Linked DNA regions of Mus musculus: region 1 is linked to region 2. A link is a loop called in an ENCODE intact Hi-C map of the cell type or tissue named here. Cell type or tissue: gastrocnemius. All regions are shown on one strand. Links, peaks and the distances in the headings refer to the core of each region. The heading gives the core; the rest is flanking DNA.

Evidence for each region. A loop is a pair of places that touch in the nucleus more often than their neighbours do. Peaks named below come from ENCODE experiments on the same cell type or tissue, not always from the same donor. Only the 100,000 strongest peaks of a DNase experiment are listed, where the experiment ranks them.
Region 1: it touches region 2 in a loop (5-fold over the local background); 9 of 42 quality-filtered maps call a loop at or near these places.

What each region holds. Positions count from the first base shown.
Region 1 is chr7:115,475,827-115,478,731 of GRCm38, reverse strand. It overlaps Sox6 (SRY (sex determining region Y)-box 6), which reads left to right. Exons shown (of 16, transcript NM_001025559.3): 16 at 1,511-2,905. The coding sequence ends at 1,814. Among named protein-coding and RNA genes, the nearest start is that of Gm51455, 20 kb to the left of the region's middle. In gastrocnemius, for the core only: no CTCF peak of the experiment used is centred there; a DNase peak (open chromatin) is centred at 1,638; H3K4me3 peaks cover 270 bases; H3K27ac peaks cover 2,500 bases.
Region 2 is chr7:116,031,548-116,034,452 of GRCm38, reverse strand. The region is part of intron 1 of Sox6 (SRY (sex determining region Y)-box 6); the gene reads left to right. It overlaps Sox6os (SRY (sex determining region Y)-box 6, opposite strand), which reads right to left and starts at 2,474. Exons shown (of 2, transcript NR_152104.1): 1 at 2,286-2,474; 2 at 1,903-2,133. In gastrocnemius, for the core only: a CTCF peak has its summit at 1,348 (motif pointing right); DNase peaks (open chromatin) are centred at 1,337, 1,672, 2,119, 2,520 and 1 more place; H3K4me3 peaks cover 2,500 bases; H3K27ac peaks cover 2,500 bases.

The DNA of each region.
Region 1 (2,905 bases), core at 162-2,661, 560 kb after region 2:
TGAGAGGGAGCAGGATTTCATGTGATATATCTACAAATAGATGTAACTTCTCAGTATCGCTTGCTTCCTTTTGACATAGCCCCAGCTAGCCAGGTGCTATTGAGTCCTTGGCTTATATCATCTCAGAGGTGCTTGTTGAACAAAGATATGTGTTTTTGTGTGTGTGTGTGTGTGTGTGTACAAGTTATAATCACACAAATATTTGTGTTATGTTAGTAAACGTTTAAAGAATTGGAGATATCCCTCTGGTGACTGAAGGTCAGTAAAGGCAGTATGAGCCCACATCTTCAGGCTTCTGGCTTTTCTCCTTCTATAACTAAGGCTGCTTACCTCTGTAAGGAGATGACACCTATGCTGGAGTGGCTCCGACCTGACAGGCTGGCAGGCTTTCTGTGAGAGTAAGGTGGATAGAAAGTCATATTGACATAGAAGCCTAATAAGAATTGTTCAAATGACCATTGACTAGAAGCTTGGTTAAAACAAGGCAGAAGGGCCTTCTAGAACACCCCTGACCCATTTTACAAACATGACTATCACGACTCAGGAAGAGTTACAGCGATGCTTGGGGTGAATCTTGACTATAATTTGCTGCCCAGAACCATTGAGGACCACCTGATAAATAACGTCTCAGACATAGTATCTGGGTTGAATAGAGCTTTAATTCTTGTGTACTGAATGAAAGGGGAGACACCGTGGCAGCTCTTGCTGCACAGGAGAGCTTGACTGTCACAAGATCTGCTGGTTTGTTTGAGCTGGGGACACAGCATAAAGAGGTGATCTGGTGTGACTCAACTTGGCATCTGCTGGGATGAGGCAGGAGCAGCATGCCTGGTGTCTCTTATTATTAGGGTGTAAAGCTCACTGCTCTTTATTACTGAGTCCTCCAGCCCCAGCTTCATCCTCAGCCTCAGTGATAGCCAAGATGATTATTCTGGAAGGACCCCAGCCTGGAAAGTCCAGCTAAAGCAACAAGGGCACATTAGAATAGAGGCAGAGTGAATCCTTTGCCAAATGGGGCTATTTGGGACTTGCCAGGCCCTTTCCCATTTTTCTCTTTCATCCATAGTTCTCAAACCAAGTTGAAGACGACACCAACCCACTTAAGAGTACCATTACAACATGCCCATGCCTCTCAAGGATTTTTTTTTAACGCTGCTCTCTCTCGTCTCTTTTTAAAAATGGTCTCAGATGGACCTCTGTGGTCTTAACTGCAGTATTTGTGCCCAACCCAATGCCAAGTGTGATCTGAGCTCTGTGATATTTGCCAAGTTGAAGTTCTGCCTTTATGTTGTGAAACTGTCAGCAAATTGCTGCGTTGTATTATTTAACCACCAGCTACAGCTTTAGGAACAGTCCAGGGATTCTTCCAAGAACATTTTTTGTCACTTCTGGCCACTTAACATGTTACAGAGGGCCTGGTTTGGCAAATGTGGGTTAGGAAGTCCCAGGTCTCATGTGAGAACTTACAGAGTTTCCCTCTCTCTTTCATTTTGTTTGTGGATCTATACAGGCAACAGCCTCAGATGCCCATCACCACAGGAACAGGTGTTGTGTATCCTGGTGCTATTACTATGGCAACGACCACACCATCACCTCAGATGACATCTGACTGCTCTAGCACCTCTGCCAGCCCCGAGCCCAGCCTCCCTGTCATCCAGAGCACGTATGGTATGAAGATGGACGGCGCAAGCCTGGCTGGGAACGACATGATTAATGGAGAGGATGAAATGGAAGCCTATGACGACTACGAAGATGATCCCAAATCAGACTATAGCAGCGAGAATGAGGCCCCAGAGCCTGTCAGTGCCAACTGAGGAGCTTTTGTTTGCTGAATTAAAACACTCTGACATTTCGCTCCCTTTCCCCCAACAACAACAACAAAGTTCTTAAAGAGCCCGCATGCATTTGTGGCTCCACAATACATCAGCAGAATGGTCTTAATTGCTTCGTAACGTGTGAGACAGATTACGTTTTCCTGATTTTTCATAAACTTGAGTTTTTGTCGTTACCGTTACTGTTGTTGTTTATTTAGGTGAAGACGTATTAAATATGAGACACCGGGACTTGGAAACTTATCTCTGCCCATCGCCGTCTTATGAGTCTTACATTTCTGTCTTACTATTTTTCTTTTGGATGTTGACAAAGGGTTTAAGTTACTGTTTTAGATGGGGTTAAACATTCTCACTCAGGTATGCTGTGCCGGCTACAGGTTGTGAATGTGTTTTTATTCTGAATTACTTTAGAAAACAACTGAGGATTTCGTATTGTGAAACCGGACAAGTCCACGGCGTGAGCGGCTGCATATAGAACATGTTCAAAAGGCCTCGGAATTCCATTTGTTTCAATGTGTAGAATTCAACTTTGAATGTGCCAAACTTTTTTCATAACTTTTGAATCTTAACTATTTTAAAAGTCTTACAGGAGACACTGCAAAGTCTTAGACAATCTTTGACATCTTAAAATAAAACAGCAAACCACATTTTTTTTCCAGAAAATGGTGAAGTACTCAGGAATCTGGAGACAAGATATTGTAAGGAATGAGCAAGGCTGCCACAGTGCGTGAACCCAATTGTGTTTGCCTCTTGATGTGCCATCAGTGTGTGGCGTGGGATGACATAGATCAGAGCAATCACCACACCAGACACCACACGGTGGACTCCCCTGTCTGAGACCGCCTCTCACTACATCCATTCTTACCTTGCCTTTGCCCTGACATTCAACCTTAACACATTGTTCTCTTAAATAATTTATTCATTCCAGAATGTCAAGGGTCCACTTACTATTTATTTTAAAAATTATTGGTGGCATTAATTTAATATTTTTTTGCCCTCCTTGCCCTTTAACCTCTTTTTCCTGCTGGATACAAAAGATGTACATAGCAATCTCATGTCCCCAGAGCCCCTGG
Region 2 (2,905 bases), core at 104-2,603:
AACCATCGCCTTCACTTGTTTCAAGGGGGAAAGCCCCCTGTCACCCGGCTCCGCGTGCACCTCCTGGCACCCCGGCAGCAAACTTGTGCGCTCAGCGCTCCCCCCAGGGCCCGGGACAGGACACCCCCGCAGACTTGAGTTAACGGGCGGCGGGCCGGGGCCGCAGCGCTGGGGACCTGCTCCCTTGCTCCCCAGGCTCAGCTAATTGACTTAGCACCGACTCCCCTTTCTTTAATTTTTAAAATTTGTATCTTTCCCTTTTTCTTTAATGTCTTTTACTCCCGCGGCGCAGCGCACAAGGAACCCTCCCGAGAGGTACCATCCTGGAGCCCGCCCAGGTAACCGGGACGGAGCGAGCGAATTAAGAGAGCGAGGGAGGCTGAGTGAGAGAGCAGCAGTCATAGCTACCTGTTGGGGCGCCGTAGGGGGCAGGGGACAGGAGCCCCGCGTTAGGCTGGGCACTGGCCTCAGCGCCTCCCACTCCTGCCCTTCCCGGCACCTCTGGGGTTAGTTTCTCTGTACGGGGACGGCGGCTGGGGTGGGACAGCGGAGGGACGCGAGGCAGTCGAGCGCAGCCTTTGGCAGAGCCGCGGCTGGCCGGGAGGGGACTGGGAGGAGGGTGCTCGCCGGCGGGCAGGCAAGCGGGCGAGTCGAGGTAGAGAAAGGGGCCCGGCGCCGCTCCCTTGCTGTGGACACCCTGTTCCTCAGGATGCCTGCCTCTCTCGGAGAGTTGTGCCTTACTCCGGAGGCGGTGACAGATCTGCGTGGCGGGTTTCTGGTTTTCTTGCCCCCACCCCTTCCCCAAATCACTCCGAGAAAACACATGTTGTAGCCGCAGATAACTGTGCGTAGGACACCGAGGCAAAAGGGCAGGGAGAGACAGCCAAAGCCACCTTTGACAGCAGAAGTGTTATCGCCATCGCAAGTATTCGTCCGGAAATCTGTCTGCCCTCTTGGCCCACCTAATTCCTCCACCTTCGCCTCCCCAAGTAGATAATCTATAGAAGTGGGAATGAGATGAAAAAGAAGTCAGGTGGCTTAGAGAGTGAATTGTTAAGTCTCCGTAAAGTTCGAGGTAGGTATTTCATGGAAGTTCGCACAAGTGTGGGATGGAAGAAGTTGGTGTGCCTACTGTGTTGTGTTAGTGTTTCTCTCTCTCTCTCTCTCTCTCTCTCTCTCTCTCTCTCTCTCTCTCTCTCTCTCTCTCTCTCTCTCTCTCTCCTTCTCCCTCCCCCTCCCCTCTCTCTCCTCTTCCTCCCCTCTCTCCCTTTCCCTCGCTCTTTCTATTCTCCAGCTTAGGGTTCAGATGGGGCTCTTGGATGGCAATGCCCTTTGTACCCACAAGAGGGCAACATCTTGAGGGCTTTGTGAACACTGGATCTTTCATCGCGGCATGCTTGCTTGGGTTTTGAGAAAGTTTTAGCGAAACTTTCAAAGTGATATTTTATGTTATTCATAATATCAAAAAGTAAAGTCATAAAAAAGAAGAAACAAGAGAAAGGTGGAGGAGGAAAGGATGGGGAGAGGGAGAGAGGGGAGAGAGGGGAGAGGGGGAAGAGGGGAGAGGGGAGAGGGGGGAGAGGGGGGAGAGGGAGAGAGAGAGAGAGAGAGAGAGAGAGAGAGAGAGAACAGTTTAGATTGCCAGGGGAGTCTGAGCCACAGAAGGTGGGGGAGGGCTGTTGTAATTGTGGGTTTGGCCGACTGACGACTGGAGTGCCCTCTTCGGCAATCTTAGTTGTAGCCGGAGGTCATGTAAATCGACCTTAAAAGAATGCATAAGCCATAAATTAAACCCTCACCCAACGGCTGATCCATAAGTAGACAAAATCTAACCTGGACAAAACGGGCTTCCTTTAGGGCCGAGTTAACCCCTCTCCCCCAATAGAAACTCAATGCGAAGTTAGTTTTGTTAGAGAATGAATATTTTGTTTTCTTGAAAAGTGTCGATTTGCCGTGTGACTGCGCCGCCGCAGTTCTAAGAGGCGTCAGTGTTAGCCAGGCTGTGGCTCAGGGGCCGGGAGGACCCGCAGGGCTTCTGAACCTCCCCCATTTCGGACTGGGATCGTTGGCTAGTTGTGGGGTTGACGCTGGCCTAGGGCGGGCGGGACTCCAGGATCTTCGTAGCTCTCCGCGCTAGGGGTGAAATTTACCCGGAGGATTAAAGAAAACCCGGGTGGCTAGAAGCCGCGCGCTCCCTCCTCGCCCTCCACCACCGGGGCTTCCCACGACTTTCCCGGGACGCTCGAGTTCCAGTTCCCCTTGCTCCCTCCACTATTGCACTTTACTTTTAATGGTCCTCTCAGCAGTACACAAACCGAACTCCAAGGCAGTTTGCAACCCAACGGTGGTCCTTTTTGCTCAGCACGCTTGCTGCGCAGGCTGGCCCGCTGACGGCGTGGGCGAGGGACAGCCCCGTAAGGCTCGCGCGGGTTCGGCTTCCAGGTCCTCTGCGCTTCAGCCGGCACCCTCGGCTCAGAGCCTGACCCGCAACCTTCGTCCCTCTAGGCTCTCTGCCCGGCCCGCTACTGGCTGCCCGCTGCGGGCCGATGTTCGGAGCACCGGCTGGGCCCTGGGCGGGAGGCGGTGTTGGCGAGGCTCGCCTGCCCCGGGGGAGCTGCTTTCGGCTTTCTCCCTTAAAGGGCAGTACGAAGAAGGACCCGGGTTTGTGCAAAGGCTGCTGGGGCTGAACTGCTGCAAATGCAAAGGAACGGCCGGGCTCTGCGGAGGACAGACTGGCTCCGGGTCCGCGCAGCTTTAAGATAAAAAGAATTGGTGTGTTCGGATAGATAAAAGGTGGTCGTTTCCGGCGTATTATGAGTTTTATTTAAGCTTGTCTGACTCTGACCAAGTTTGAAAATGTTTGTTTGTGTGAATGACCAGTTATCGGCAGCGACTCCAGTTTGTG